Linked DNA regions of Homo sapiens: region 2 is linked to region 1. The links are chromatin loops, found by intact Hi-C in ENCODE. Cell type or tissue: Calu3. All regions are shown on one strand. Links, peaks and the distances in the headings refer to the core of each region. The heading gives the core; the rest is flanking DNA. Region 1 overlaps CASK (calcium/calmodulin dependent serine protein kinase). Region 2 has its middle 260 kb from the start of PPP1R2C.

Evidence for each region. Peaks named below come from ENCODE experiments on the same cell type or tissue, not always from the same donor. Only the 100,000 strongest peaks of a DNase experiment are listed, where the experiment ranks them.
Region 2: it touches region 1 in a loop (5-fold over the local background); 3 of 110 quality-filtered maps call a loop at or near these places.

The regions. Positions count from the first base shown.
Region 1 is chrX:41,790,721-41,806,938 of GRCh38, reverse strand. All of the region lies in intron 2 of CASK (calcium/calmodulin dependent serine protein kinase), which reads left to right. Among named protein-coding and RNA genes, the nearest start is that of GPR82, 75 kb to the right of the region's middle. RefSeq lists an enhancer at 3,517-4,058. In Calu3, for the core only: a CTCF peak has its summit at 8,709 (motif pointing left); no DNase peak of the experiment used is centred there.
Region 2 is chrX:42,512,109-42,528,326 of GRCh38, reverse strand. It overlaps the pseudogene LOC112268309. Among named protein-coding and RNA genes, the nearest start is that of PPP1R2C, 260 kb to the left of the region's middle. In Calu3, for the core only: no CTCF peak of the experiment used is centred there; a DNase peak (open chromatin) is centred at 8,476.

The sequences.
Region 1 (16,218 bases), core at 4,526-12,525:
AAGAAAATATTTTCAAAGAAGTATGTTTTCTATCCCTGTTCCCACCCTCCTTCATAAGTAATCATTTTCATTAGCTTTCAGTTTATACTCATTGTCTTTGCTTTAAAATTGTAAATATTGTAGCTGTGTGTGTTTTTACATACACATACATACACACACATTTCCCTCTTCCTTGGATAAAAGGTGGCATATTCTACACACTATTCTACATCTTCTTGTTTTATTAAGTCGTAGATACTCTGGAGTTCACTCAATAGCATGGTATTAAGATTGTCCTTTTTTCTTTTTAAAGCTCCAGGATATTCCACTGGATTTAAATTTTTCAAAATCTCATTTGATAAACATTTATTGTCTACTGTGTGTGTCATCTGTCACGGGTAGTGCATAGCATTGTAGGGCAAACAGAAATGAACAACATATAGTCTTCACCCTCAAGAAACTTACAGAATTTTAAAATACTTTTACAAATGTGTACCTCTCACAGTAGCTGATCCAGTAACAATTATTTTTATTTTTACCCATCTCCTTTTTAGAGAACAGAGTAAAAATTTTTTTGCCATCTATTGTTTCTGTTATATTTAATGTCATTTCAGTAGTATTTATAAGCAGTCTAGGAACACGTCCCAACATTTAAAATACTTAGATATATGATTGTAAAGTGTGAGGCAGAGAAGTACATCATATGAATGTATGCTATTTCTAAATACTTGCTATTAATTTTAGTCACTCTAAAGTCAGAATATACCAGACAGTCCAAATTACTGTAATTATACCATCCTTTTAAAAACTTGGCACCTCTTTATTCCCAATATTACTCCAACCATTATCATTATAACAGGTTCCTGTTCTGTACCTCACTCACATCTGTACTCTTCTCCAATATTTCTTATTTCTTTAATGTCTGTACCTCATAAGATGCTGAACTTTTCTTTGAAGACTTAGGCATTGGGGCTGTGGGGGTACTAGCCTAGACTTATTGAAAGCAGCTCACCTATGGTACTTTGTCACGGGAGTGGGTATATCTGTGCTAGGTATTGTCCTTCCTATCTCTTTGTTGGCTCTTAGGGGCACTCCGTCTCTCAGGGTCCTGAGTCTGACTTTGCATCTTTGAATATGGTGTCTCTCCTTAAAGTCATCTTGGTTACACCTTGGGTTTACCTTTTCTTTGCCTGTCCTCCAGTAGTGGCCCTGAAGCCTATCCATGTTATCATTTGGCTACTCCTGGCTCTTCCATCCTGGAGCTGTTAACCTAGTTGCTCTTGAACTCTGCATATAAGGCCCCCTTCCCTTTCTCTTTCCCCTTTCCCCAGTTGCTCTCTAGGTTTTCTAATTTCTTTCCTGACACTATGTATGGCTTTAGTCAAGCGTAACCCTTGTCCCTAAATCCACAAATATAAAGCTAAGACATGTTACTTGTCTAGTTTTCTTAGAGAAGGAAACTTCTCAGGTCTTTGTATGCTTCCTCATACAATTGTAGGTTGCAGTAAGGTTAAATGGCTGAAAAGCGGTGAAGGAACATGTTCAAGAAGTTTCATATGATTTCACTACATGAATGTAGATGTGGTAATCTAGCACCTACTGTACTACTTAAAGCATTTCCTACAGTGAAGGCTTCTGAGAAAATAAATACTATTCCTGAAGTAGTCTCACAAAAAAACCTTTTTTAATTCAGAAAATTGATTCCAGGTTCACTAAGTCAGCATTTTCTCTCATCAGGCATTGCAACTAATGACATTAATGAGAGCCATGCCATATTTTTTAAAACAAAGGATAAAAAGGGCAAAACTGAGAATTTTAAAAGGGAGTTGTTTCCAGTAGTCTGTTTGAACATTGTAATTAACCAAGAAATAAAACAAGAAAAGGCCATTTTAATTGTGTTTTTTAGTACTCCATTAACAGTGCATCAAGCTCCTTATGAATTGAGACAGTATAAAATGAGTGCTTACGTTAAAGTAGGAAAGCCATCAGTCTGCGGTACAGAGCATTGTATTTATTAGAGTATCCCAGACCTGAATGAGTATTACCACCATTAGGTAATGCTTAAGTGTCTATTTTAACAAAAGGCATTTTTTTTTGTTATTATAGAGAACAAACACTAAATTGACTAAATAAATGAAGTTTAAACAAGAAATAAAACAGCTAGAATTTGCTTGCTTTTGTTGGTGGTGATATGCTCTTGTAGCCCCAGCAAATTACATCAGCATTGTTACCCTCGACAGGGAGCTTTATAATTTGTAGCATGTAAAATAACCCTTCCCAAAAAAGAAGAGAGCCAGGACCTGTGTTGAACTACTTACAAAGCAAGCATGTCCCTGGTGTCACCTTAGTAGTTTTAGTGAGAAAGATGGGATTTCTAAGGACAGTAGTTCACAGTTGTGCTCTCTCTGTTTTCTGTCTTTCATGCTTTAAGGTTTTTTTGCTCTCTTATTTTAATGTGTGTGTCTCTATGTATGGGCATGTAAATAAATATGCAGATGGTGGCACCTATGTAAGAAAATGTTTGAACACAGCCCCAATTTCAGAGCTCAATATGGCATGGGGAATTCTTGGGAGAATGTGACCTATTGAGGGTTGGTTGGTTGTTTGTTTTTAAGATGGAATCTCCCTCTGTCACCCAGGCTGGAGTGCAGTGGTGTGATCTTGGCTCACTGCAGCCTCCGCCTCCCGGGTTCAAGCAGTTATCATGCCTCAGCTTCCCGAGCAGCTGGGACCACAGGCGCCCGCCACCACACCTGGCTAATTTTTGTATCTTTAGTAGAGACAGGGTTTCACCATGTTGGCCAGGCTGGTCTCGTACTCCTGACCTCAAATGATCCACCCACCTCAGCCTCCCAAAGTGCTAGGATTGTGGGCATGAGTCACCGCGCCTGGCCAATTATCATAAATATATGCTTTTTAGTGGACCATATAGAAAGTTCTATTCTGGTTCTTTATATGGTTGGGTTTTACTTTTATCTAAGTAATGTAAGCACATGGTTTTAAAAGTCAAATCATGCTACTTCTAACAACAAAAAAGCAGTGTCTCTCCTAATTTGTTCCAACTCCACCACTTTAAGCATTTTTGCTGTTTCTTCTGTAACCAGCAACATATATTACTATTTCTTGATTTCATAGTTTCAGATATCATCAGTTATTGCCTTTTTGCTATGAAAGATGTAGCTGTTTTATGTTGCTACCCTCCCACCCCACTTCCTGGTCCCTACTTACTTTCCCTTCCCCATTTTTATAATATTCATATTTCAGTTATTCATATAATATGATTGTATTTCTTGTGTAATTTATTGTTATATCTGGGGTGAATCATTGACTCATTTCTTTGATTGCTTAGTTTTTTGTTGTTGTTGTTTTTGAGACAGTCTCGCTCTGTCACCCAGGCTGGAGTGCAATGGCGTGATCTTGGCTCACTGCAGCCTCCACCTCCTGGGTTCAAGCAATTCTCCTGCCTCGGCTTCCCAAGTAGCTGGGATTGCAAGAGCGTGCCACCACACCTGGCTAATTTTTTTTAATATTTTTAGTAGAGATGGCGTTTCACTATGTTGGCCACGCTGGTCTCAAACTCCTGACCTCATGATGTGCCCACCTCGGCCTCCCAAGGTGCTGGGATTACAAGCGTGAGCCACCGTGCCCAGCCCGATTGCTTGTTATTTTATGTATTATTGCTAATTTATCCCTAGGCTGTCCCACTAAACTGTGTAACTTTCCTCGGTACATTCAACCCCATTGGATAATTTATCACATTCATTGTTTTTCTTGGTGACAGAGGGCCCCCTGCCTGTGAGCCTTTCATCTGTTTCATTGTAAGTTGGTTGCTGTCCTGGCCTGCTGGGCTCGTCATGAGAATTCCTTTTGCCTTTCATCTGTGCTAGAGTCTTTGTTCCCTAGGTTTCTTGTTTTTTTGCTTTTTTGGTTTTTTTGGCTTCCTTCTTCATTTTGATAAAGTATGCCCTCTAGTAACTTTCTGAGAAGAGGTGCTTTTTTGAGATACCTGAAAATGTCTTTATATTACTCTACAATTTGATAGTTTGGCTGGGTGTAGAATTCTAGGTGACAATTTTGAAAATATATAGCATATGGGTGAAAGTTTATATGATGCAACGAGACTACTTAGGTTCATATCACACTTAACCAGCTGTGTGTGACATGGGCACATCACATAACCCTTCTGTGCTTAAGTTTTCTCATCTAAAAATCAGGCATAATATCTTACCTGCCCTTACAGTTATTGAGAGGATTGATTGAATAATGTATGTAAAGCACTTAGGGCAGTGCCTGGCCGTTTTTCTCCCAAAGCTTTAATGATATTCTCTTTACCCCAGTGCCCTAAAATTTTACAATGATGTGCTTTACTGTGGGCCTTTTTAAAAGTCGTTATACTGATTGCTTAGAAATATTTTTAAATCTGGAAACTCATTGTTCTTTAGTTTAGAAATTCTTTAAAATATTTCTTAGATAACATCCTTTTCTCCAGTTTCTTTGTTCTTCTTTTCAGGAGTTGCTGTGATTCAAATAACATAAGGGCTTATAAGGTAGGGCTTCATCTCTAACCTTTTCTTTCCTGTTCCTCTTTCTTTATCTTTTTGCTCTACTTTGAGAGATTTCTTCAACTTGATCTTCTAACCCTTCTGTTTGAGTCTCGTGGTTTAGCTCTCATTTTTTATTTTCAAGGACTTTTTTCTGAATGTTTTTCTTTTAAACTATTATATAGTTTCATACTCTTGTCTTCATAGGTTTCATATTCTTATCTATCTCAAAGTAGTATATTTTTGAAATTTTCTTTGCCTTATACAGGGAACAGTTTCCTCAGAAAAATATTAAGAGGGAAGTGTTAAATAGGTGCCTGGGAACACTCTGTATATGGGTAAATTCATTATCAGTGATCAGACAAAGACTAGGCCATTTTTTGAGCGCCTTATGGATATCCGTTATCTGTAGATCTTTTGTTCTTAAGCAGGTCAGTTTGACAGAAGAATCTTCTGATCTTCTGCCTTGGGCTAAGGGTATGTGTATTAGGGGGAGAAAGGGTACGTAGGGGCATTTAAGTCTGACTGCAGTGGTTCTGAGAGATAAAGGCTGAGGGTCTTTATTTTAACATGTTTAATACATGGAACTTTCCAGTTAATCCTCTTGTTTGAGTACAGCACTTCAGTTTGACGTGAGCTAGGGGTCTGGTGTCCAAAGTCTCCAAAAAGTGGGGTAAGGATAATTTGCTTGGCCAAAGATATCCAAGGTCATACTGCATACCTATAAAGGTTCAGCCAGTCCTCCTGTTATCTGCTCCACCATGCAACCCTGCCCTCAAAGATACCTGGTGCTTCCTATTGCTAAACCTTTCTTAGGGACATTTTGACAGGCATATCAGCGTGCTTCTTACTGGCTCGCCTTATTGAAAGCTTGTGTTCAGGTTCTACAGAAAGCTTGTGTTCAGGTTCTACAAAAAGATGTCAAGAAGGGATTTGATGTGCAAGAAATTTATTGAGAGTGAAAATGAATGGTAGGGAGCTGGAGGAGGCTGGGACAGCCATCACAGGTCATGCAGGTCTGACCCCGTTGGAGGAAAAAGGGAAGAAAAAGAGGAGGATTGGGTGGGGAAATTATTTGACCAAGGTGCAGTTTCAAGGATGTTTTGGCAAGGCGTATTGGGAGTCCTTGAGCCAAAGTTGACCATCAGAGACCCATATCTCACAGGAATTAGCCTGCTTAAGTATTCCTGCTGCTCTTAGTCACCAGCTGAGAGTATTTATAATAGCTGCTTTGAAGTCTTTTCTGCTAATTCCAACATCTGGGCTCCCTCAAAGGCAGTTTCTATTTTCTGCTTTTTTTTCCCCTCCTTTGTAAAGGTCACACTTTTCTGCATTTTGCATGTCTCCTAACACTTTGTTATAGCAACTGTGGATACTGACACCTTCCTCCACTCCAGGGTTATTCTTTTTTAGTTACTTGCTGGACTAGTTCAGTGCAACCTCTGATGTCCCTCTTCAGGACAGGTGTGGTCCTTATCCATGCATTTCTCTGCTACCTCTATTGGTGTTAAACTTAACCAATCGATAGCTGATTGCTCCCTTCTTTTTGACAATGCCTTGTGGTATAAATTGCTCCATAGTCTGATCCAATTAAAATTGGGTCCCTTCATGGATGAAATTGGAAATCATCATTCTCAGTAAACTATCGCAAGGACAAAAAACCAAACACCGCATGTTCTCACTCATAGGTGGGAATTGAACAGTGAGAACACATGGACACAGGAAGGGGAACATCACACTCTGGGGACTGTTGTGGGGTGGGGGAAGGGGGGAGGGATAGCATTAGGAGATATACCTAATGCTAAATGACGAGTTAATGGGTGCAGCACACCAGCATGGCACATGTATACATATGTAACTAACCTGCACATTGTGCACATGTACCCTAAAACTTAAAGTATAATAATAATAAAAGAAAAGAAAAGAAAAAATAAAAATAAATAAAAATAAAATAACATTGAGTCCCTTGTCAGGGACAAGTTTTTCTAGTCTTTGAGACTTGCTATACCCTTCCCTGAGCAGAATCTCTGCACTATAGAGTAGGAGCTGGGGAAAATGGGGAACTCACTCCTCATTGGCTGTTCCACCCAGATCCTCCCTCTGAAGCAGGGTTTTTGTGTTGCCGGGAAGGAGGAGGTATGAACTGTGCCTCCTTTTGCCTCTGCTGCTACTCAGTGTGGATCTTCCACAGCTCAAAACCAGGGAGTATGATATCTGTCAGTGTTCACCAGGTGCTGAAAGTACTCAGAATAGTTCTTTCACCCTAGGAAGTTGAAGGAGATGGGAGCTGCCACTCAGCTGCCAAACACATCTCTGTAGCTCTCTTGACAACACAGAGCTGTGTGGGCAGGGGGGACTACACTGTTTACCAGCTTCCTCACCTGATTCCTCTGTTTTTAGCTGGAGTTCAGGGGAGAGAAATGGCTGCTGCCATCAGCTTCTGCCGCTTGCTCTATATAGGCCTTCCACAGCATGGAGCCGTGGAAAATGGGATCTGCCAATGTTTACTAGCTGCCAAATCCACCCCGAGTAGCTCTTCCATCTCAAGGGGCGGATCTGCCCTTAGCTGCTGAACTCCTTAAAACAGTTCTTTGGCAAAACAGAGCTGTGGGGGGACAGGTGCAGTCCCTGTGTGGTCCCTATCTCGAATGCTACAGCCTCTTATTGTTCTTATCGAATTTCTGTAGATTCTATTGAATAAATGCTTCTCTATTTGTTGTAAGCCCTTTGATCAGTCTCCAGGGACTTTGAATGATTGTGATTTTTGACCAGCTAAATATATGTCTCTCCAGGGGAGAGATATCCCTGAGCTCCTTTATACAGCCATTCCAGAAGTCCCACCTAGTCATTGTGGGGGTTTTCTGGGTTTTTTCTGAGACAGAGTCTTGCTCTGTCTCCCAGGCTGGAGTGCAGTGGTGTGATCTCAGCTCACTGCAACCGGCTCACTGCCTCCCGGGTTCAAGCGAGTCCCCTGCCTCAGCCTCCTGAGTAGCTGGGATTACAGGCGCACGCCACCACACCCAGCTAATTTTTATACTTTTAGTAGAGACAGGGTTTTACCATGTTGGCCAGGGTGGTTTTGAACTCCTGGCCTCAAGTGATCTGCCCACCTCAGCCTCCCAAAGTGCTGGGATTACAGGCGTGAGCCACTGCACCTGGCTGTCATTGTGTTTTTAATGATTCTGTCTTAATAGAAAACTAGTTTTACACAAATATAATCAAGTGACTTAAATTGAAAGGACTAAGATTGAAAACTGAATTGAAATTGAAAATTGAATTGAAATTGAAACCTAAGATTTTTTTGAAAGGTATGATTTTATTACGGAAATTTGCTTGATTGAGCTTTATTTTAATCAAGACTTTGTATTTCCATTTTTAGAATTAATTCAGAGAAATAGCTAACCTATAAAGTTCATCTTCAGAATTGAGTCATTGTAGACCTAAGAAGCAATATAGCAGAGTTATTAAGAGCATAGGTTCTGGGGCCAGACTACCTAGGTTCCAGTCTTTGCTTTGCAGCTTATTGGTTCTACCTGGGTTCCAATCTTTGCTTTGCAGCTTGTTAGTTCTTTTTATTTTTATTTTTGAGACAGTCTTGCTCTGTCACCTAGGCTGGAGTGCAGTGGCATGATCTCAGCTCACTGCACCCTCTGCCTCCCAGGTTCAAGCAATTCTTCTGCCTCAGCCTCCCAAGTAGCTGGGATTACAGGCATGTGCTACCACACCCAGCTGATTTTTATATTATTAGTGGAGACGGGGTTTCACCATGTTGTCCAGGCTAGTCTCAGATTCCTGACCTCAGGTGATCCACCTGCCTTGGCCTCCCAAAGTGCTGGGATTACAGGCGTGAGCCACCGCCCCTGGCCGCAGCTTATTAGTTCTGTGAATGAGTTACTTAACTGCTCTCTGTCTATTCATATATAACATGAGCATCATCTGCCCCTTAGAATTATTGCGAGGTTAAATGGGTCAACACATCTAAAATAGAGCCTGACTCATAGTAAGTACTCAGTAAATGTTAGCTGATGGTTATTGTTGTTAGACACATTAAAGGCAAATAATCATCTCATCTTTGTATTTTATTATTGAGACCAATAATATTGTCTAAAGCCAGAGACCTTGGTGAAACGCTGGGTGCCCAGCTAGCTATAATATGATCTTTAGTTCCCTCTAGTGGAAGAAAATTAGATAGGCTCTTTGCATAAACATGCTGCTTTTGGAATTGTGATCATTTAACCTAATAAAATTACCCCTGAATAATTAACCAAAGACAATATCCACATACATAAATGGATTTAAGAAATTGTTAAAACTTACAATCTTAAATATTCTTTCCAAGTGAAACTTTTTTGGGGACGTGTAATTTATAATATTAAATAATATAGTATATAAACCATCCAGTGACATAAAAAGTTAGGCATATATTACTTTTGTTTAAAACAAGTGCATTCAGTAGTAGTAGTACCTTGAAGTTTTCCATTTTAACATTCATACCCAGTTATCTGCAAGTAGATGGCATTTCTTGGTCATTCTCTGAGAAGTCTTTAATCATTGTGATATGCCACCTGGAGTAGATTTCCTTGAAGTTTTGGCATTTTTAGTATCCTCTTCCACACAGCCTATGGGGTAACAGAAAGATTGCTAGATTGGGAATCTGAGACCTGGGTTCATCTTCCAGTTCTGCTATGAAATATCTGTGTGACTTCGGGCATGTCTTACTAGGGCCTCATTTTCCTTCTGAGTAAAATTTGAGGATAGAGAGGAGCATGTGATGATGACTGTCTTGCTGTCACTTCTGTTTCTAACATTCTCTGATTCAGTGATACATACACTTTGATGTGAGACAGGAGATGTATAATAGATGTTGAGTCTAAGTTGGGTAAATGGGTCCTGTATGCTTGATGTTGCCTTCTAGCAGGATTGGCAGGAATGGAAATCACCAGCAGTGGAATGATTTGGTAAATGCCAAGATCTTGAGGCATCTATGGAGGCGGTTGCTAGATTGCAGCAGGGTATGCCTCCCTCAGCTTGGGAGATTGTTAAAGAGAACTTTGAGGCAACGTCTAAGTGGGATCTTGATGAACAAGTAGGGGTTTACCAGGCAGAGAAGGAAGCACGTGGAGTATCATACAGAGGGAACAACATTTGTCAGGGGACAGAGAGCAGGGGGCCGGTGCACAAGCTGCGGGTGGTTCAGGATTGGGGTCAGGGAGGCTGAAGGAAGAAGCTACTGGAAAGGAATGTATAAATGTGTGACTTCAAAAAAAAAAAACAAGAGCTAAATTGTTTGACTAAGAAGCCGGAGAGCTAGCTTCTATTTCCAGTTATACTGTTAAATAGGTCTGTGAACCCTAGTTAAGTTGTTGGACTTAAAAGATTTTTTGGAAGGCTTTCAAAGCCATGCTTAGGGATTATAATGTCTTGCTGTATGGAATGGAGCTCAGTGAAGGTTTTGGAATAATATAATATCTGTTTTAGAGTAAAACTATGATGACACTTTAATGAGTCTAAAGAGAAGAAACTAGAGGCAAAGAAACCCATTTAAAGATCTTTGCTGTGATCCAGTCAAGAATTGTTGAGGGCTGAAACTAGGGTAACCGCAGTAAGGGAAAGATAGTTTTGACAGGTGTTGCAGAAATAGAATGGACAGGTTTTGGCAGCTGCATATAGGAAGTAGAGGAGAAGTGGTAGATGGTGTGAAGATGACTCCAAGGGCTGTCTGGAAGATTAATAATTTTGGTAATCAGTAGGCCACACACATACAGCTACATGGGTTCTGTTTTACTTTTCTTAACTAGTGTCCTTATTATTAAACATTTTGAGTGTGTCTAGTTTTTTTCCCAAATAACCCTATGGTCATCTTGAGGTTTTTTACGAAATATGTGATTTCCCAAAAAACTGTAGATGAAAAACTGCAAAGTTAAAGTAGGCATAGAACTACACTATATATAGCAGTGTGGTTTACTAATAGATGTTCACATTGCTGCCTTCTTGGTGTCAAACTCGGTTTGATTGACATTTGTTAAACATAGAATGATTTCCACCAAAAATGATGAAAGGAAAAGAAAACAAAACTTATTGTGCATGTGCACTCTCACATACTTTATTAATCATCCAGGCCTAACTACAACCCTGTATAGGAGTTGTTATCTTACTCTTTCTATTTTACAAATGAGGAAACAGATGTTCTAAGGTTATGCAGCTACTAAGTGATGAAGACAGGAAAGACAGGTCTTTTGACTACAAGTCTATTGCCCTATCTATTATATCATAACTGCCTGCCAGCAGAATGTGTTAGTGCTTAAAAGGATAGATGCCAGATCTGTGGAAGTAGGGTGACCAGTCATCTTGGTTTGCCTGGGAATGAGGGTGGGTTCTCAGAACCCAGGACTTTCAACCTGGAAAGATCCTCGGTGCCACAACTGAGAAAGTTCCAGGCAAACCAGGACAGGTTGGTACCCTGTCCAGAAAAGTCACTTATATGAAATAAACCATTATCTAGAATGACTTAAATAAGGTATTTACTGTATTTCTTTCCCATAATATTGTGTCATCAATGCTAAATGACAAATGATTCCTAAGTGAAGAGGAGTTAAGGCCCCGCCTTCCTTCCATCTGTTTGTTTTCACTGGCTCTGAGCATCCTGCCTTGCTGCAGTTACACTCAACTGTGTGTGAATCAGATACTAGATGCCTTTGCTTCTAAGTCAGTTTTATTTTATTTTTTATTTTTATTTATTTATTTGTTTATTTTTAGACAGGATCTCACTCTGTCTCCCAGGCTGGAGTGCAGTGGCATGATCTTGGCTGACTGCAACCTCCACCTCTCGGGCTCAGGTGATCCTCCCACCCCAGCCTCCTGAGTAGCTGGGACTACAGGCACACGTCACCGCACCCAGCTAATTTTTGTATTTTTTGTAGGAACAGGGTTTCACCATGTTGCCCAATCTGGTCCCAAACTCCTGGGCTGAAGCGATCCACCTGCCTCAGCCTCCCAAAGTGCTAGTAGAATTACAGGCACGAGCTACCGTGCCTCGTCTCTAAGTCAGTTTTTAAGGAAACTTATGCTTTGCCCATTCCAAATTTGATGAAATGGCAAAAGAGCTATTCAGGGAAAAATCAAGGAGGGCTGTCAGTATCTGTGATTTCAAAGTATTTATCAAAACAATTAACTCATTTTTCTTGGTCCTTTTTCAAATAAGTATCACATATTGGTAGTTATTTCTTTACGATAAATTTGTTTTATACTATTTTTATGAGACTTTGTTGACAAAAGGATTCTGTAGCTGGATGGGGAAACCCATATTATTAAAAGAAAAAAAAACCTCAGATAATCATTTCACTATGCCGTACAGAATTTTTACCTCATTCATTTTTTACATATTGAAACAGACCACAAATTGCTTTCTGGGAAAAGTTTTGGCCCTGCTGTCAGTATTTCCTGGGCTGGCCCCATCCTGGAAGAAGATTTGGGGGAGAAATGGGTGGTAAGGAAATCTATCCTGTCAACGTGTCCTTGTTGAGCTCCTCAGCTATCAGTTAATAAATATAGAAAGTAAATTATAGATAACACAATTATGAAAGTATAAAGCACAGGTATGTGAAGAACATTTTTTTTCTTTGACATATTAGTTGAATTCCCATTTTATTTCAGTAACTTCTCGTTTGCTTTTTAAATTTTATTGAAGAACGTGTATGCACAATAAAATGTACCCATCTAATTGTACACTTCAGTGAGTTTTGACAAATGTATGCATTCTGTCATCCCACAAAGTTCCTTCGGGCTCTAACATGTATGATTTTTAAGACTTTAATATTGAAAAGTAATTGAGTTATAAACTGATATTTCTCTAATTTTCTTGTATAAAGTAAGGAATACCATGTTGAAATAGGTGTCTGGTTTTTCTAATAGTCAAATGCCCTGATCTTCCCCCCTTTGGTTTACATTTCCCAAAATGAAAAGCAACAGAGCAATTGCACCTTTTAGACAAACTTAGAGCATTGTATTTCTATTTTTGTCATATACAAATTTGTTACACTTATCAGAACTGAAAACTCTTTGGGAAATATATTAACAAAACCCCATTAATTTGTAAATGCTTAATGCAGCTAAGATTGATTTCTAATTAATACACATTTGCCTATTTAAGAAAATTTTCACATCAGTCAAACACTGAATTAATGGTATGCTGCTTCCTTTCTTTATTCACCTGATGATGATATTTGGGGCCATAGGAATTTTTTTTCAATGGGCAAGAATTCAAAGAAATTAGAAGGTGCTTGGATTTCTGTTTGTGTGTGTGAAAAAAGACAACAAAATGTATAGAGCTAGTAGTGAAACATGTAAAAAAGAATCAAAGAAATTATGAGTTTGCAGTTGACCCAGATTTCTATGGTGGCCTGTCTAGGCCTCTACTCTTCACTAGCTGAGGTCAACTTTCCTGAAGGTCAATGAGGAAGATAGCCTCATTAAAGCCAACCTGACCTGTGTTGTTGCCAAAGGCAGCTGGGATCTTTATTCTTCAACTTGATTATGAGATAAAGGTAGAACCCAGCAGCAGAAATTGACTTTGCTACTATAATCCTTCCAAGGTTCTGCTTGGATTCCTTTCTTAAAGTATCATTTGGTCATTCATTTCAGTACACTAAGGAAAAATATGTTGAGTCAATAATGACTTTCATTTACTTATTTTGTTATTAATATTTATTGAAATGAACACATTAGTACTTGTCCTAGTTCTTTCTATGACTAGATTAGAATATTCTTTATTTTGATTTTGAGTCCAGGTCAGCTCTTAGCGAATTTTGTTTAACTGTTGAATTTCTAACACAACCTAGACATTGTTTGGAAATGAATGAGAATACTTGTATATTTGTTAGGAAAAGCGCAGTATCTAGTTTCTGACTATCACTAGTTACAATGCAGCTGAAATAAGCCGGTTCTGTAACAGTCTTGATAGCCTGTCATTCAAGTCAGTATTACCATATTAGCACTATTGTGTGATTGGATCTTAGGATATATAAAAACTATGCAGACCCAGGAGGCACTGTGGTGTGATGTAAAGAGCAAAGGGCTTTGGTTATTAGTCCTGCTTCCTCCACTTACTAGCTGTGTGATTTATATCATTGAGCCCTGGACCTCAGTTTCTACCTCTGTAAAATGGGGAGATATATGTGCATATATATGTATGTGTATATGTACATGTATGTCATGCAGGGTTATTACAGTAACAAATGAGGACTTATAGAGGGGCACTTTAAAGTCTCAGAGTTTGCATTAGATTAACAATAGTGAAGAAATTCCAGATTTAGTTATTAAATGATGGATTTGGGTTATTAAAAGAAGCTATAGGATTTCCTTCTGTGAAAGTATTTTTTAAAAACACATCTGTTTGAATTTAGATTCTTTTTGGAATGACTGACATTATAAATATCTGTAAGAATTACAGAACTCACAATCAGGAGAGGATAAGAATTAAAGCAAGTCAACTTATCTAGAGTGGCACCATTCCAATTTGGTAGACACTAGCCACATGCAGTTATTGAGCACTTAAAATGTGGCCAGACCAAATTGAGATTTGCTATAAGTGTAAAAATACATGCTAGATCTCAGAGATAATAGTACAAAAAAAGTAACTTATTTTATTAATTTTAGTATGATTATATGTTGAAATAATACTTTGTATACATTGAATTGGATAAAATATGTTATCAAAATGAATTTTACCTGTTTCTTTTTACTTTTTTAATGTGGCTACTGGAAAATTTAAAATTATATGCATGGCTTACATTATACTTAAATTGGATGGTGTTGATCAAAATCTTTATTGAGCTAGGTGCAGTGGCTCACACCTGTAATCCTAACACTTTGGAAGTCCAAGGCAGGAAGATTGATTGAGGCCAGGAATTCGAGATCAACCCGGGCAACATAGCGAGACTCTGTCTCTATAAACTATTTAAAAATTAGCTGGGCATGGTGGCACGTGCCTGTAGCCCAGCTGCTCAGGAGGCTGAGGTGGGAGCATCCCTTGAGCCCAGGAGTTCAAGGTTACAGTGAGCTATGATCACACCACTGCACTCCAGCCTGAGCAACAGAATGAGACCCTAGCTCAAAAAAAAAAAAAAAAAAATCCTTATTGAATGCTCTCGAGCAAACGAAATCTTAAATTTAGATCTTTTAAGTTCAGATACAGATAGAATGAAAAGTTCTCCTAGTTCTTCAAGAAAAATAGTAGTAAAATAATACTTTACAGGAAAATCATTTTTAAAACAGACCACTTGAACCAGCTTCCCTAACTTTCCCTTACTTGACCAGTCTGATAGGCAGACCCTGGTGGGATACTTGCTTTACTATTGTTGGAGAGCCCAAACTTTTTAGGAAAATAATAGTCATTCTAATGCCATATGGCAGGTTGATTTCATTTAAGTTTCTAATTTGGGTTAGAAAATTAAATATTGCTACCTGTATTACTAGTTCCCCTTTTAAAGGGAAATAAATTGATAAAATAAATATAGGCATATAGTTAAATGTAAGGACACTAAACACAGAAATAGATTAGTTTAAAATATTTTTAAAATTTCCTGAGAAATTACAAAAAAGAAAGTACAACTTAGCCATAAAAAGGAACAAAATAATGCCATTCACAGCAAGCTGGATGGAGTTGGAGACCATTATTCTTTTTTTTTTTTTTTAATCTGAGATGGAGTCTCCCTTTGTTGCCCTGGCTGGAATGCAGTGGCGTGATCTCGGCTCACTGCAACCTCCGCCTCCCAGGTTCAAGCAATTCTCCTGTCTCAGCCTCCCGAGTAGCTGGGACTACAGGTGCACGTCACTACACCCGGCTAATTTTTGTATTTTTAGTAGAGACGGGGTTTCACCATATTGGTCAGGCTGGTCTTGAACTCCTAACCTCAGGTGATCCACCTGCCTCAGCCTCCCAAAGTGCTGGGATTACAGGTGTGAGCCACTGCACCCAGCTGGAGACCATTATTCTAAGTGAAGTAACTCAGGAATGGAAAACCAAACATTGTATATTCTCACTAGTATGTCAGAGCTGAGCTATGGGGACGCAAAGGCATAAGAATGACACGATGGACTTTGGGGGAAGGGTGGGAGGGGAGGTGAGGGATAAAGACTACACATTGGGTACAGTGTACACTGCTTGGGTGACGGGTGCACCAGAATCTCAGAAATCACCACTAAAGAACTTTTCCATGTAACTAAACACCACCCGTTCCACAAAAGCTATTGAAATTAAAATAAAAAATGTACTCATTAAAAAAAAAGAAAGTACAAAGGAGAGTGAAGAGAGGTACCAGTTACTAGTCTGTAAACAAAACAATACTTCAAAATAGAGATGGTAACCCTGGGTCATGTCATTCCCAGGTACATTTTGTGCTAACATCTGTAAGCAGTCAGATAATCACCACTTTAAATCATATTTTCATCACCTGCTTTCAAATTCCTTCCTACTTTGCCTCTAGAGTTGATTTGTAGGCAAATAGTGTTTTTAGTTTGCTATATCAGCGTGGACTTAATAGCACTTAATACATATATCTTTAATTCACATTCATATTTAGAAACAAACATTTTGAGTTTAATATTCGTGGAATCTATAGTTGGAATGGATATATTTGTGTTTTTAATTGTGCTATTTGAGCTATTTAATTTATACTTGAATTCAGGAAAACATGACCAC
Region 2 (16,218 bases), core at 3,589-11,588, 720 kb before region 1:
ATTTTACGGGTAGTAAAAGCATGATAAAGTCTTTAGTAAGTTAGGGAAAAGACCAAAATTAGGAAATGATTCTGTACAGTATTAAAAAAAGACATAAATATATATGTCAAAGTGTTAAGGATAACTAGTAAAAAAAAATTAAAAGCATCTACTGTCAAAATAAGTAAAGAATAGAAATATAGAGAAAAATGTATCAATCCACGTACTAACTTCCTTTTTATGCAAAAAGATAGTGAATACTAAAAAAAACCTCCATCTATATACTTCATATAAAAAAGACTTCTCAAACAAAACCATAGAGAAAGTTTTAAAATAAAAAGATGGGAAAACTATACCAGGAAGACATTAAACAAAAGAAAACTGGTATAGTCACATTAACATTAAACAAAACAGATTTAAGTGAAAAGCATTATTAAGGATAAGTAGGAATGTTACATTAAAACAAAGAGTCAGTGTAAAAAAATATAACCATCAGTATTATAAATCATAAATTTAAGTGCACCAAATAATATAGCCTCAAAACACATAAAGCAAGATGTGTTACAAGGAAAAATTGTTAAGCCCAGTATTAGATGAATATTAAACATAATTCTATCATAAATTGATAGATCAAGCAACTAAAGTAAGAGCATAGGTTTGAGACTTGAAAAACGGTTTGTAAGTATATATATATGTATATATACATATATATATACTTACATACATATATTTATATACAGAAAGAGAATGGCATGAACCCAACAGAGACCATAGTTTAAGTACACTTGAAACAATTACAAAAGTTGACCAAACACTGTGTCACAAAAATAATCTCAAAAAGTATGAGGAATTGATATCTTATATATCATATTTTATGACCACAATGCAATTAAATTAAAAAAAAACTTAAAAATCAAAAGTAGTTCTATTTCTTTGCATAGCTTCACAGTTCGTCCTAAAATAGTCGGTTGGCTCTACCTCGAGTCTTTTGGGGATTATTCTCCTCAAAGTTAGACGCAATTCCCACCAAAGCTTAAAACATTTTAGGATGCTAACACAGATAATTACCTTGTAAAGTTATGGGCAGTATATTATTGCTTTTGCACACTGACAGTCAGTCTGATTGCCAGAAAGATTTGATTGTTTGAGGTTATTGCTAGAAAAAAAGGTTATATTTTATTATTGTCCCAGTTAAATCAGTAGGAAGACTGAAGCAAATAGAAGTATTCTGCCTGCAGCCACTAAGAATTCTAATAAACAAAACCTAATTCACTTAATTTCCAATTATATTCTATTAGCTGGACCTGTGGATCATATGTAATAAAATGATGGGATTTTTTTCAGGGTTAAAAATAAAATATAATTGAAGAATCTTTTAAGTGTGTATACTTTCGAAACTCAAGGGCTAAGAATTTCAGGTTAAAGAGAAACCACAAGAGAAATTTTTAAATGTTTAGAAAGTAAACTTTAACAAAAGAATTACATCAAAATTTGGGAGCTACAGCTAAAATGGCAGTTAGAGAAAATCAGTAGCTTAAATTCATTGTTTAAAATATTAAATGGATTCAAACTAAAGGTAAGCATTCAATGGAGAAGTTAGAAAAAATATAATTAAACCTAAAGTATGAAGAGAAAAAAATAATAAATATGAGAGAAATGTAGTGAAATAGAAAACAAAAAAAATAGAGCAGATCAACACACTGAAAAGAAGGTTGTTTCAAGAAACAATAAAGCCCCTATCTCCAAATAAAGCCATATTCTGAGATAATTACAAGCGGAAAATGTACATAAATGCAATATTAAGTATGCAAAATCCTACATAACAGTACAGATTTTTTTAAATAAAATAATTCTGTGTTGAATTCTATTCAGGTCAGAACAGGAATAGGATTCCTGAATGGGCAGACTAGGAAGTAGGAATAGGAATTCCCAGGAAAGGAAGAATTAATAAGAAACCCAAATGACCAACAAACAAATGAAGAGACGTTCATCTTCATTAATAAGCAAGAAAACGCAAGTTAAAACACAAAGTAACACCATTTCATATTTTAGCGTATCTATTCTCATTTCTTTTTTTTTTTGTTTTTTACTTATAAACTTTATCCTTTCTATCTATTGCTGTTTACATAGAAAATAAAAGAGAATTTTGAATAAAATAATTGGATTTAAGATTTGGCAAGCTTGTTCAATATATCATTAACATACAAACATCAACAGCATTCCTATATATTATTAACTAATTTTTAAATGCTATTGAAAAAACACTCCATTTACAAGGAACAATAGTCATTAGGTATCTAGAAATAAGCTTAGCAAATATGTACAAGACATCTCTAGAGAATAATTTCACCGCAATTTCGATTAAAATCCAAACAGGATTTTACATAAACCTTGACAAACTAATCCCAAGAGTCATATGACAATAGTAAAAAAATTATGAATAACTGGATACAGGGGCAGCATTGTTTGCCATATCAAATATTATAACCATTGTAAAATTATAGTAGTTAATACTGCATGGTACTAGCATATGGCTAGATAAATATGGTCTTTCCATATACGCATAAGTTTATTTCTGGACAATTTGCTCCACTTGCTTATGACAGATGTGATCTTACAAATCAGTGGGGGAAAATGTGGATTATACAACAAATGGTATAATAAAACAACCTCAGATTTCTAACCCTCATAATATGTGAATGCATTCTAGGTTGAAGAAAGACTTTTGTTGTATAAAACATTTATTTATTGGTCTTTTGGGGGAATTAGATGCATCACTACTGTATTACAAGTGAGCCATTAATTCTGTAGCTTCATCAATATTAGCTGGTTTTCTTTCATGACCTGCTGAGGAATCAGTTCATTCTGCAGAGATTCAAAAGAAAGGCCCTTTGAGAAGCATGCAAGCTCCTTTTGTATACTTACAAAAGCTTTATTCACTTTGTTAACTTTTTCATCATTCATAATATTTATCCTCTTAATATTAGTAGTAACTGGTTTTGCTTTGTTTTTAGCCTTAAAGGTTTTTTTTTTTTTTTTTCCCTTGGCTGGCTATGTAAAATACATTTCTGGACTTCCGCCCTCTTTTTTTTTTTTTTTCCTGAGACAAATCCTCCTTCTGTCACAAAGGCTGGAGTGCAGTGGCAACATCAAGGCTCATTGCAGCCTCAACCTCCCACCTCCTGGCTCAAGTGATCCTGCCACCTCAGCCTCTCAAGTAGCTGGAACCACAGGCCCATGCCACCACACTTGGCTAATTTAAAAATTAATTTTTTTTTTTTTTTGCAGAGACAGGGGGTCTCACTTTTTTGCAGAGATGGCTGGTCTCAAACTCCTGGGCTCAAGTGATCCTCCTGCCTTGGCCTCCCAAAGTGCTGGGATTACAGGTGTGAGCCACTGCACTCAGCCAGCCCTGTTCTCTTGATTTGTTCTTGGCCATTGTCTGTGATACCTGGATGCAGCTCATTAAGCTCCAGGTGACTCCATACACCTGAATAATGACTTCAATGCAAAATGTAAAACTTTAGAACTTTTAGAAAAAGTTACAAGGATTTTCTTTATAACAGTATGGGCATTTCAGTTTTCCATTTCTGACAAGGTACACTGAGTCTGAAAACAACAATTTGTTATTTCTCATGATTCTGTGGGTCAAGAATTCAGGCAGGGATCAGCTGGAATGTTTTCTGTTTTATGTGGTGGCTAGGATAATACACTCAGCTGCATTTAATTGGTGACTGAGCTGGCTGGAATGTCCAAGAAATATTAACTCAATTATGTGGTGCCTTGATGCTCCTTTATGTGAACTCTCTATCTCCACATGGATAACCTGGGCTTGCTCACAGTACGGTGATCTCATATTTCTTATATCACTTCCATGGCATCCTGTTGATCAAAGAAAGTCACAGAGGCAACCCAGACTCAAGAGGAGTCTGATAGGTGGAACAACAAGCTAAATTGTAGGCTGGCTAGTTTTCCAGAGAGAAATAGGGAAAGACAAAGTTGAAGAGCCCTTCTGAAGTAATAACTAATTTCAAATAGTATCTTTGGGAACTATCCTTTCAAAGGAGCCCAGATTTCACTGGATTTATGGGGAAGCAATTTCTATCCTAAGTCATTGTTTGAAATATACAGCAATCAGGCAGCAATTAGTGAAGCTCAACTGCTGGATGGGGTCAGGGAAAGAGACAGTAAGAGAGCCCTGCCAAAACCATTGTCATCCCAGCATGACTGTGGGTACATCTAAGTCTGCACTCCATGAAAAGCAGCATCAGGGGATTCACACTGCAGAGGTAAATAGATTTCACTGAAATAATTTTGCTGGTAATTAAACAAGTAAACAAGCAAATAATGAGCCCTGAAAAGGAGTAACTACTTCCCAGAGTTGCTACAATATATTATCTAAATTTTTTGATTTCAACAAAAAAATTACAAGACATGCAAAAAGACAAGAAGGTAAAACCCGTATACTGCAAACCAACCAACTGACCAAACAAACAAACATCAAGCAGCAGAAATTGTGAGTGACCAAATGTCAGATTTGACAGATTAAAGACTACAAGTAGTCGTTATAATTATGTTCAGAAACCTAGATGAAACCAGGTCTTCTCTGCTTGCCTGTTGCAGCATGGAACTCATGTGCCTTGAGCTGGGTTAAAGATGAATGGGGCCCTAGTATTCTCAGTGGCAACACACCCAAGGTAGAGAGACTCCATTCCATACGTGAGGGCTGGGCAGAAGAAGGGAGCCCCTCCCTCTCACCTGTACTTGCCCAGAGCTTAGATTCAGAAACAGACAGCTGAGGGCAGGATGAGAAATGGTGATTTTGTGCCTCTTCCAGTAAGTAAGCCCTCAATTGGGAGCTGGGAGAAAAAGGAGCCCTGTATTCTTGGCTATACCAGTATTGAGTGGAGTTTCTGAGTTACCGAACGGAGAGAAGGGAGGGAGGGTACAAATACTACAGACTCTTAGAGTTCTTCTTGAGTTTTAGTAACTGATTTACTAAATCATCTTGAATAAATGTTTCTTCATTTTCATTTTGCCCTTAGGGCTGTTCCCAGAGACTTTAAACGCTTGTTTGTTTTTTATAATTTATAGCAGTTTAACTGGGGAGCGGGTCCACAGAACTCCTCACATATCATGAACAAAAAGGGTTTATTCCAAGAATGTAAGAAAGTTGCAATATTTTAAAAAATCTATTAATGTAATGCTTTATATTAATATATCTTTAAAATTACATATCCATACATGTTAAAAATAAGGCATCTGGTAATAGTCGAAGTCCATTCTTTTAAAACACTTAATAAAATAGGCATTGGTCCTTTGTCGTGATAAAATAAGATTGAATAAAGCCAGCATCTTACTTAATAGGGAATCAGTGCAGGCCACTCACATTATAGTTAGAAACAGTGCAAGGATCTCACTATGTCCCCTACTCTTAATATTGTATTGGAGGTATTAGCCAAAGCAATTAGACAAAAGGAAACTTGGAGGCAAATGGCTTTAGAAGGAAAAGTGCAACAGTGTAAATAATATGAGTACAATGGGAATAAACAAGTGCATTAATAACAACAAACTACTGATGAGGCTATGAATGTCAGAGAATCTACTCTAAAGTTGCACATTTATAAATGCATACACACACACACACACACACACACACACACACACAATATTATCCATTACAACTTTATTTGAGAAAGCAAAGATTTGGAAGCAACCCAAATGTCATTCAACAGCAGTGGTATGAGCTGTGTTACTGCCACAAAATGGAGTGCTATGCAACTTTAAAAGGTGATGAGGAAGATCTCTATGAATTGAAGTAAACTCAATTCCAGGATATACTGTTAAAAGGAAAAGGCAAAGTACATAACAGTATATACACTAGTCTACCATCTTGGTAAGAAAGTACGGGAAATATAAATACATATGCAAAAACAAGCACAGGAAAGGCAGACCAGGAAACTAAAAAGGCAGATTTTTCTGAGTATTTTCTTATATGTGTTTTGATATATGCACTGTGTAAATGTTTTACTATATTCAAAAATAAAAGAAACCTCTAAAATGACAAGAAATCATCATAACTGTATCAAAATGTTTAAAAAGAAAGCACAAAAGAAAGACAGAGAAAATTATTTCAGGTAATTGTAGAGCACAGTACTCTGTATATACTTATTAGGATATGGTAAGAACAAAAAGAATTGCAAAGAAATTATAATAATATTTACTCAGTAGTAATATTGGTATACTAATTTTTAAATAATAGTGTTACTAGAAACAGTATATTCAGTGTAAGAGAAAAGAAAAGTTAAAAATAAAGAATTCTGTATAAATTTGAATTGAGAATGTCAATGTGAACTTGTGAAACTAGGTCACACAAAGGGCCAAGAAGCAATCCCACACTCAGTAACAGTGAGTATTTTTAGCTCTCAGATCCTAGTTTCCTTCATAATATGAATCAGAATTTCTTGGAGAAATGGTTAATTCCAGGTCTGGGACAGAGGAAGTATGAAGTGAGTCTGGTTCATCATGTGTCAGAAAGTTAGAAAGTGCCCAAAGCTAATCAAAGTGTACCAAAAGAATCCAAGGCCAGTAGGCTTGAAAAGGTTCCCACTGGCCAAATTTGGGAGATTTTAATAAGTGATGGTAACACCCTTAATAAATAAAAACTCATGAATCAGTGTAGCTGACCTTAACTGTTGGTGCCTTGCTCATACCCCTTAATCAGTAGACTTCTGAGTGCCAGTACCTGCCAGCACTTGTGTTTCTTTGCTGGAGGGCTTTCTCTGGATATTGGAGCCCTTTTGCCTGCCCACATGGCCAGTTGATAATACCAACTAATTAATGCTCCTAGGAGCAGTCTTCAAAGAATGACTGACAGAAATTGGTGAATAAATACCTCTCAAATGAGACAGCTCTGTGGCACATGTGTTACGTGGCTCTTTTCTGCATCAGGATTAAGCTCTAGTTAATTGCAGTGGTGAGCCACTAAGTAACACTCCCTGATTATCTTCCATCTCTTCCCTGTCTCATTTCCCTACTCCTCTACCAGTGTCTTTGGAATCACTTTCTAAATAACTACCTTCGCTTGAGTTCTGTCTCTGGGTCTGTTTCTGGGGAAACCCACACTAAGATAGCCCACAATAATCCTCAAAAGAAAGAAAAGAAGGAAAACCCCACTCATCTGCCATCAATTGAGATGACTTACTTTAAAAATTGCTAATTAAAGGAAAAGAATGAAGTAATCACCCTAGAGGAAAAACTGGAGTTCACTCCCAGTTGATCAGTGATAAATGCTCTTCTTTTTAGCTGAATGGCAACTAATAAATGTAGAATAATTGAAAGAATTAGAAAATTACCATCATCTTAGAATCACTAATTATATCATTGATTCAGGCGTCAAGGTATGCTAAAACCATTAGGTAAAAGAGTCATGGGAAAGAGGAAAATGTTCAGTTATCAGGAGACATATGTTCTAAAGTAAATGTTAAATGAAAACATGGGGAAAGATTCTGAGAAGTCCAGATTATGCATTATGCCACTTAGTCAATTGTCCTGATGACTTCAAAAAGTCAGTATCATAAGAAAAAATTGTAGGTATGACCGTTCTAGAATGAAATAGTTTAAAGAAACAAAACCAAACATAATGAGTGAAATTTGAATGGATGTTGCATAGAAAAAATAGTTATAAAAAGATACTTTGGGGAAAAATTTATATTGACAGAGTATTACATGAAGTAAGGGAATGCTTGTTAATTTTTGTAGGTGCAGCAATGATGTGAACATTACGTAGGAGAACACCTTACTCTTAGGAGAGGTATGTGGAAATATTTTGGGGTGAAGTGATGATGCCTGCAATGACCTAACTTAGTTTTAAATGTTCCACGTGTATGTGGTGTTGGAGGAGGTAGTAATAAATAAAATAAATGAAATGAGAGAAGGAGAATGAATAAGCAAAATATTAGCAATTGTCAAAACTCAGTGCCAGGTATATGAGTGTTTATAGTACCATTCTTTCAACTTTCTGTATGTTAGAAAATGTTTACTATAGAAGTTGGAGAAATATACATCTGAGGTAAATATGGCAAGATACCAATATTTTTAAAACAGATGGTAGGGATATGTTTGTTTATTATGTTATTCTATTTTGTTTATGTTTGAAAGGTTTCATAATGTAAGTTAATAATTACATAAAACAAAGCACTAAAGAAATGAGTTGGAGTTTACAAGTTGAAGAAAGGGAAGAAGGTATTTCAGGTAGAAGAAACAATGTGCAAAGACCTATGGCATATAAGAGCATGTTTTTTTCCTTCACTCTGATAGGAAGAGCCTGAAGGAACTGGCCTGTAGGGGGACCATGTGGGGCCTTTGAGAACAGTCAAAAGGACTCAGAATTTAAGGTGAGGGGAATGAAGCACTATACAAAGTATGTAAGCTGAGGAGAAACACAAATCAGAGAGGCATAGACTAGAATAAGAGAAGTCTGGAGTCTTTGGCAACAGTCCAGGTAAGTGGTGACTCAGGCCTAAAACCTGCTTGGGCCAATGAGAATGGACAAGATTTCAAAGAAGAAGAAAATATTTTCAAATATTTTTCACTCAACACACTATAGCTCATCATACCTTCTAGTTACAGGAACCCAGAGAAACTAGATCAACACTAACGAGCAACCCCTACTTTCTAAATTCACTAAGACGAACACACAACTTTGTAATAAATGCATATTTATAGGACCTGTTTGGGAGATAATTTGTCTGATAAAAAAGAAGAATTTGAGCCAATAGGAGATATTTTAAGTTGTGGTGGTTTATTTATTAAGATTTCTGTTTTCCAAAACCAGGCACATTCTAATAAAAGTTATCAAAATGGAAAGAACGCTTGTAAAACTACACCATGATTACATCCTCTCCAATTTTATCACTTTCCATCAGCTAATAACTACATGTCTGTCCCTTGATTTATCATTTTAGCACTACTTTTGTCAGAAAAAAATAAAGAGTGCTGGGGTGGACAAAAAGCTGCTACTAACCAATGTGATACTTTCGTGTGAATTAGGAAAAGGTTCTCATTCTTTAATAATTTATTTTCAGCTTTATTGAGGTATAATTGACAAATAAAAATTGTATATATTTGAGGTGTACAATTTGATGTTTTGATATACATACACATTGTGAAATAATCACAATCAAGCTAATTAACATGTTCATCATCTTACATAGTTACCGTTTTCTTTCTTTTGTGTGTGTGTGTGTGTGTGTGTGTGTGTGTGTGTGTGGTGAGAACACTCAAGATCTACCCTCTTAGCAACTTCTACGTATACAATACAGTATTGTTAATTTAAGTCACCAGACTGTATATTAGCTCTCCAGAACTTATTTATCCTGCAAAAACTTTGTACCCTTTGACCAACATCTTTCCATATAATTTCTTAAATGAATGTATTGTAGTAGACAGGCTTTAAGGTGGCCTTATGATCCCCAACCCCTGGAGTTCATACCTTTGTATGGTTCCCTCTCTTTGAGTGTGGTGGGGCCTGTGACTTCCTTGTAACCAACAGAATATGGCAAAGGCGATGGGATGTCACTCCTATAATCACATTACATTATATAACTCCATCTTACTAGCTAACTTGCTATCTTTCTTCCTTGCTGGCTTTGGAGAGGTAAGCCGCCATGTTGAGTGGACCTATGGAAAGGGCTATGTGGCAAGGAGCTATGGAAGCCTCTAGGAGCTGAGGGCGGCCTCCAGCCAATAACCAGGAAGAAGCCAGAGTCCTCAGTCTTACAAACACAAGGAAATGAATTCTGCCAACGACCACAAGAGCTTGGTAGCAGATCCATTGCCAGTTGAGCCTCTAGATGAGAACTCAGCTCTGGCTGACACCTGGATTGCAGCCTGGCAGAGGACCTAACTAAGCCACGGCCAGAGTCCTGACACACAGAAACCGTGAGACAATAAATATTTGTTGTTGTAAGTTACTAAGTTTGTGGCAATTTGTTATGCAGCAATAGAAAGCTAATATATATATTCATGTGTAATCCCAACAATCATACACAGCAACCAGCTGTTGACCCCTCTGGCCAGATTAGGTGACTGTATTTGTCTCTAAACTCCCTCTGCCTCTCTCTTACACATGTGATTGCATTTAGGCCCCACCGAGAAAATTCAAGAAAAGCACTGCGTGTCAATATCTTTAACTTAATCACATACTTTGCCATATAAGGTAATATTCACTTTTTACTATGTAAGAAAATATTTACAGGTTCTGGGGCTTAGGAAGTGGCTATATCTCGGAAGAGATGTCATTTTTTTCAGCCTAGCACAGTGACCATAGAGGTAGCCAGTGTGTAAAAAAATAGAGAAGGGCAGGAGAGAGAGAAAAGGAATCAGGGGAACACTACCTTTAGGGATTGGATAAAGCCTATTTGAATGTACTCCACTTGAGTACGAAGATCGTCCCAGGGCCTGAGGGTGGCAGCTGCTTGTGTACACACACACACACACACACACACACACACACACACACACACACACACAAAACCATACATTCCTGTGAACTTACCTCCTGCCCAGCACATAAAACGTAAGGAGCGCACATACTCCAACCCCAGATGAGGTGACCATGAGAAGTTCAGTGTAAGAGGAAATGTTGGAATCCAGATACTCAGAGTACAGCCAGAAGAAAGCGTAGCCATGTGCACATGTTCATCTCCAAGTAAATGTGATAGTGCAGGCCCTGCTGAGGTGTGCATGACCAGTTGAGAGAGTGAAAGTTTATGGAGTAGAGGGCGCTCTCTTGCTGCTTCAGGACTCAGCCAAGAGGCCTGGAATGTCTACACTCACCTGCAGCGCTCCCAGGTAAGTTAGTTCTGTATGTGTCCCCAATGTGAATGGTGCCTCCTCAGATGTGTTGACCCTGTACAGTGCATACTCTGAACAACCTAACATGGAGATTGAGGGAAGGAAAGTGTAGGAGAAACAGCACCCAATCTAGAATCCTGAAATCACATCGGAAAACCAAATTTTGGCTGGGTATGGTGCCTTACACCTGCAATCCCAGCACTTTGGGAGGCTGAGGTGGGAGGATTGCTTGAGACCAGAGTTTGAGACCAGAGTTCAAGATCAGCCTGAGCAACAGGGCGAAACCCCGTCTCTACCAAAAAAAAAAAAAAAAAAAAAAATAGCCAGGTGTAGTGGCACTTGCCTGTGGTCCCAGCTACTCAGGAGGCTAATGTGCGAGGATTGCTTGAGCCTGGCAGATCAAGGCTGTAGTGAGCTGAGATTGTGCCACTGCACTCCAGCCTGGTGACAGAGCAAAACCCTGTCTCAAAAAGAAAGAAAAAGGAAAAACCAAATCTCAAGATTTGGTTCAGACGGCTGCATCAAAGAAGATAAATATCTGAAACTTATAGCTTCAAAATGTGAATACCTATCCATTTTAAAGCATTCCATAATTGCTAGGGATGCTCAACATATGGCTACACTCACATCTTTTCAGTGGTGTGCTGCTGATCTTTCATTGCCTACCCAGGAGCAACAAGCTTTATCACACTTTATGTGTTTGTGAGAAGTAAGATGAATTTAAACATCAGCTCTTCAGTATATGGAAGACCCTTAAACATTTCTTTGTAACTGCTTGTGTGAGTCAATCACCCACGTTGGCAAAGTTTCCAAAGTATTCTGTTGTTTTGACATTGCATATATGCAGCCCAATAGCAGCCAAATCAGTGGAAAACACTCACCGTGTTTAATTGTAACCACTTGAGTCAGACTAAAAAGCAAACAAGGCTAACGCCATCTATGGAAACATCCTAAATTCACTTAAGAACCTATGACCCCACTCCCAAGTATATTCATGCCGAGTATACTTTTCACCTACCCAGTGACTCCCTCAATTACCTTTTCCTTCCTATCACCCTCCCAATAGATATCTAAGAATAGCAGAGAAATCTTCATCTCTTTTGGAGGAGAATATCATTTTAATATAATCAAAGCTCCATTGATGTCTATGTAGGTTACATCTATTGCTTCCTTCATATCTGCATGGCCTGTCAGTCTACCATGCAAAGATCTTTATTAATTCTATTATGATCATCCTTGTTGTTTGAACTTGTCTAGTAATAGCAAGTCTTAAAATAAATTGTTTTATTTTCATTCCAATTGTTGAAGCTAAGCTTACTCATCCATTAGCATCAGGCTTAGACATTTTTCTGCATGTGCAATAGCTAGATGTATGTCATTTTCTTTAAGAGTAGGTGAATCACAATACTGATCAGTCAGTGCTCCAGTATCCAAACACATATCAGCACCCCGTTGATTTTGTTCTAAAAAAATAGCCCCAGATAAAATATCTTCCAAAGTAATACTCTTTCTGTACTCTGCCTTTTGTCAGCCATAGTAAAATCAAAATAAGATATTCCAGCAACCTTGGCCTGAATAGGGCACAAGTACAAATTTTCACTAAGCCTCAGAAAGCCCCATTGACTAGAGCAAGGCTGATTCAAAATGTCTCCTTCCTTCAGAAGTCAATTCAAATGGCCAGTAACCATCGTTTTATATTTTTTCCCCAATATGCCATTTCACTTGCATAGAACCAAATATAAGAAATGTTTAAAAAAAAAAAAAGATATACAAAACTTAGAACAAAATAGTCCTAGCCACACCCTTCCCAAAATAAAGCAGGGCCAAGCAAATTTGTAGAGTTCAGTTATTTTCATTCTCCTCCATATCCGTTCCAAGTTTCTATCTTACCTTATTTCTCTGTTAAGGTCCTCCAGTACAACAATGAATAGAAGAGGTGATAACAGGCAAACTTGTCTTGTTCTCAGTCATAAAGGAAAAGCTTCTAGCAATTCATAATTTAGTATGATTTTTGTTGTAGCTTTTTTTCTGTGGATAATTTTATCAGTTTAAGAAAGTTCTTTTATTACTAGTTTGTTTAGAGGAGCTTTTTACCCCTATAAATGGATATGGAATTTTATCAATTTTTTCAGCATCTATAGAGATGAACACATCATTTTTGCCCTTAATTATGTTGTGATGAATTACATTGCTCAACTTTGTATTGTTAAACCAACCTTGCCTTTCTGGAGTAAACTCAACTTGGTTCAGATCTATCATATTTTTAACATATTGCTAGTTTTGAATAGCTATTATATTATTTGGGATTTTTCATGCATGTTCTTGAGTAATATTGACCTGAAATGTCTCTTGTTATATCCTACTTAGATTTTTAGTATCCCTGATTATGCTGGCCTACAAAATGAGTTGGGGAATGTTCTCCTTTTCTTCATGTGTCACATCGTTTTTAACAGATTGCCATTCTATTTTCATTAAATGTTTGGTAAAATGTACTAGTGAAGTCGTTTGGGAATTTTCTGTGTATAAAGAAAACCAAAATATTGCTGTTTAAAATACTGGGAATTATTGAGCTGAAGAATATTAAATAGCAGGAGGACACTCTGCTCCTCCCTCTGCTTGCCTGATGGCAGGACAATTTCCATAGACAAGGTTTTTCTTCCCTCTGCCTTTTCCTACCTAAAGATAGGCCCCTTTACAATGCTTGCTTATCAGCTCAGAGACAGTGGTGCCTGAGGATCTAGAAGCAGATTTTACTCTTCCCACAAACTTAACTTCTCACATTTTCCCACCTTTTGGAAGCCTGAAGATGCTCTCCTTTTTGTCTTTTCACTGTAGAATTTATGGCTCTTGGTTAAAATACTATCTAAGTAAAACCACTAGGCCACTGTCTTGAAAGAAAAGTGCTTTTGAACTGAGGCCTCTCCTGTGTGATGTGTATAGCATTTGTCAATAAACTTCTACTGGTTTTTCTCTTGTTAATCTGACTTTTATTTTCAGGGGAGTGTCTCAACTAAGAACCTATGAGGTAAAAATACAGATTTTCTCCCTTACATGTAGAAAAGCTTATAAATTTCATTTGCAAATGTTTTTCTATTCTTCAGGTCGTCTATTTCTTCTTGTGTCAGGCTTATAAACTTGTATTTTTCTATAAATTTCTCTAGTTCATCTAAATTTTTCAAGTTTATTGGCATAAAGTTGTATATGATAGCTTCTTAATATATTTTTATGTCTAGGATGCACAGTGATATTTTATGACTTTTAAAAATTTTATCCATTGATTTAAAGTAATAAAAAGTGTCAATAAGTATCCTTATTGATGCTTTTTTATTTTCCTCTACTTCCTCTGATTTTAATTTGGCTTCCTTTTCCTAATTTATTTATATGAATGCTTAGCTTATTGATTTTTAGCCTTCCTCTTATCATACGTGGGTTTAAAACCTCCAGCCTCCAGCTGAAAGCCAGCAAGAAGCTGAGGCCCTTAGTCTGACAGCCTGAAAAGAAATGAATGCTGCAAACAACCACGTGAGTTTGGAAACAAAGTCTTCCCTGGTAGAGCCTCAAATGAAAACCAAGTTCTGGACAACACCTTGATTGCAGCTTTGCAGAGGGCTCAGCTAACCTATGCCCAGTCTCTCAACCCACATGAACTGTGAAATAATAAATATGCATTATTTTAAGCTGCTATGTTTGTGTAATATTGTTATGCAACAACAAATAACTAAAACAACGTGTTTGTGTCATCTTTACTACTGAAGAAAATTATCACTTAGTGTAGAATTCTAGGGTGGTGCATGTTTTCTTTCAACATTTTAAAGATGTCATTCCAAGGTATTGGGTTTGTGATGTTTCTATTGAGAAGTCAGTGGTCATTGCATTTGTTGCTTCTTCGAAAGTAATTGATATTTTTATTCTAGCTGCTTTTAACATTTTTCAAGATTGTTATTTTGAGTGTTCAGTAGTTTTACTGTGATGTGCCTAGGTAATAATTCCATTTTATATATCTTGCTTGGAATCAATAGGGCTTCTTGATATCTTTTATCTATTTTTGAAATAGTCTCAGCCATTTTATTCAGATGCTGTTCTGTTCCAATCTCTCTTTTGTTCTGTTTCTGAGATTCCAATTACATATGTGCTAGATCATCTTACCATACGTTTTACTGTATCTTCTGTATGTTTGATCTTTCTAACTTACCCAGCTTAATTCTAGATATTTTCTTCTGAACTATCTTCCCATTCATTAATCACCTTAACTCTGTCTAATTTGCTGTAAACCGTAAGTTCTTAATTTTTTATTTTTATGTTTTATTTATTTTTATTTTAACTTTTTTATTATGCTTTAAGTTCTGGGATACATGTGCAGAACGTGCAGGTTTGTAACATAGGTATACACATGCCATGGTGGTTTGCTGCACCCATCAACCCATCATCTACATTAGGTATTTCTCCTAATGCTATTCCTTCCCTACCCCTCCCGACCCCCTGACAGGCCCCGGTGTGTGATGTTCCCCTCCCTGTGTCCATGTGTTCTGATTGTTCAGCTCCCACTTATGAGTGAGAACACACAGTGTTTGGTTTTCCGTTCCTGCGTTAGTTAACTGGGAATGATAGTTTCCAGCTTCATCCATGTCCCTGCAAAGGACATGAACTCATCCTTTTTTATGGCTGCATAGTATTCCATGGTGTATATGTGCCACATTTTCTTCATCCAGTCTAACGTTGATGGGCATTTGGGTTGGTTCCAAGTCTTTGCTATTGTGAACAGTGGTGCAGTAAACATATGCGTGCATGTGTCTTTATAGTAGAATGATTTATAAAACTTTGGGTATATACACAGTAATGGGATTACTGGGTCAAATGGTATTTCTGGTTCTACATCCTTGAGAAATCGCCATGCTGTCTTACACAATGGTTGAACTAATTTACACTCCCACCAACAGTGTAAAAGTGGTTCCTATTTCTCCACATCCTCTCCAGCATCTGTTGTTTCCTGACTTTTTAATGATCACCATTCTAACTGGTATGAGATTGTATCACATTGTGGTTTTGATTTGCATTTCTCTAATGACCAGTGATGATGAGCTTTTTTTCATATGTTTGTTGGCCATATAAATGCCTTCTTTTGAGAAGTGTCTGTTCATATCCTTCACCCACTTTTTGATGGGGTTGTTTGTTTTTTTCTTGTAAATTTAAGTTCTTTGTAGATTCTGGATATTACCTCTTTGTCAGATGGATAGATTGCAAAAATTTTCTCCCATTTTGTAGGTTGCCTATTCACTCTTATGATAGTTTCTTTTGCTGTGCAGAAACGCTTTAGTTTAATTAGATCCCATTTGTCAATTTTGGCTTTTGTTGCCATTGCTTTTGGTGTTTTAGCCATGAAGT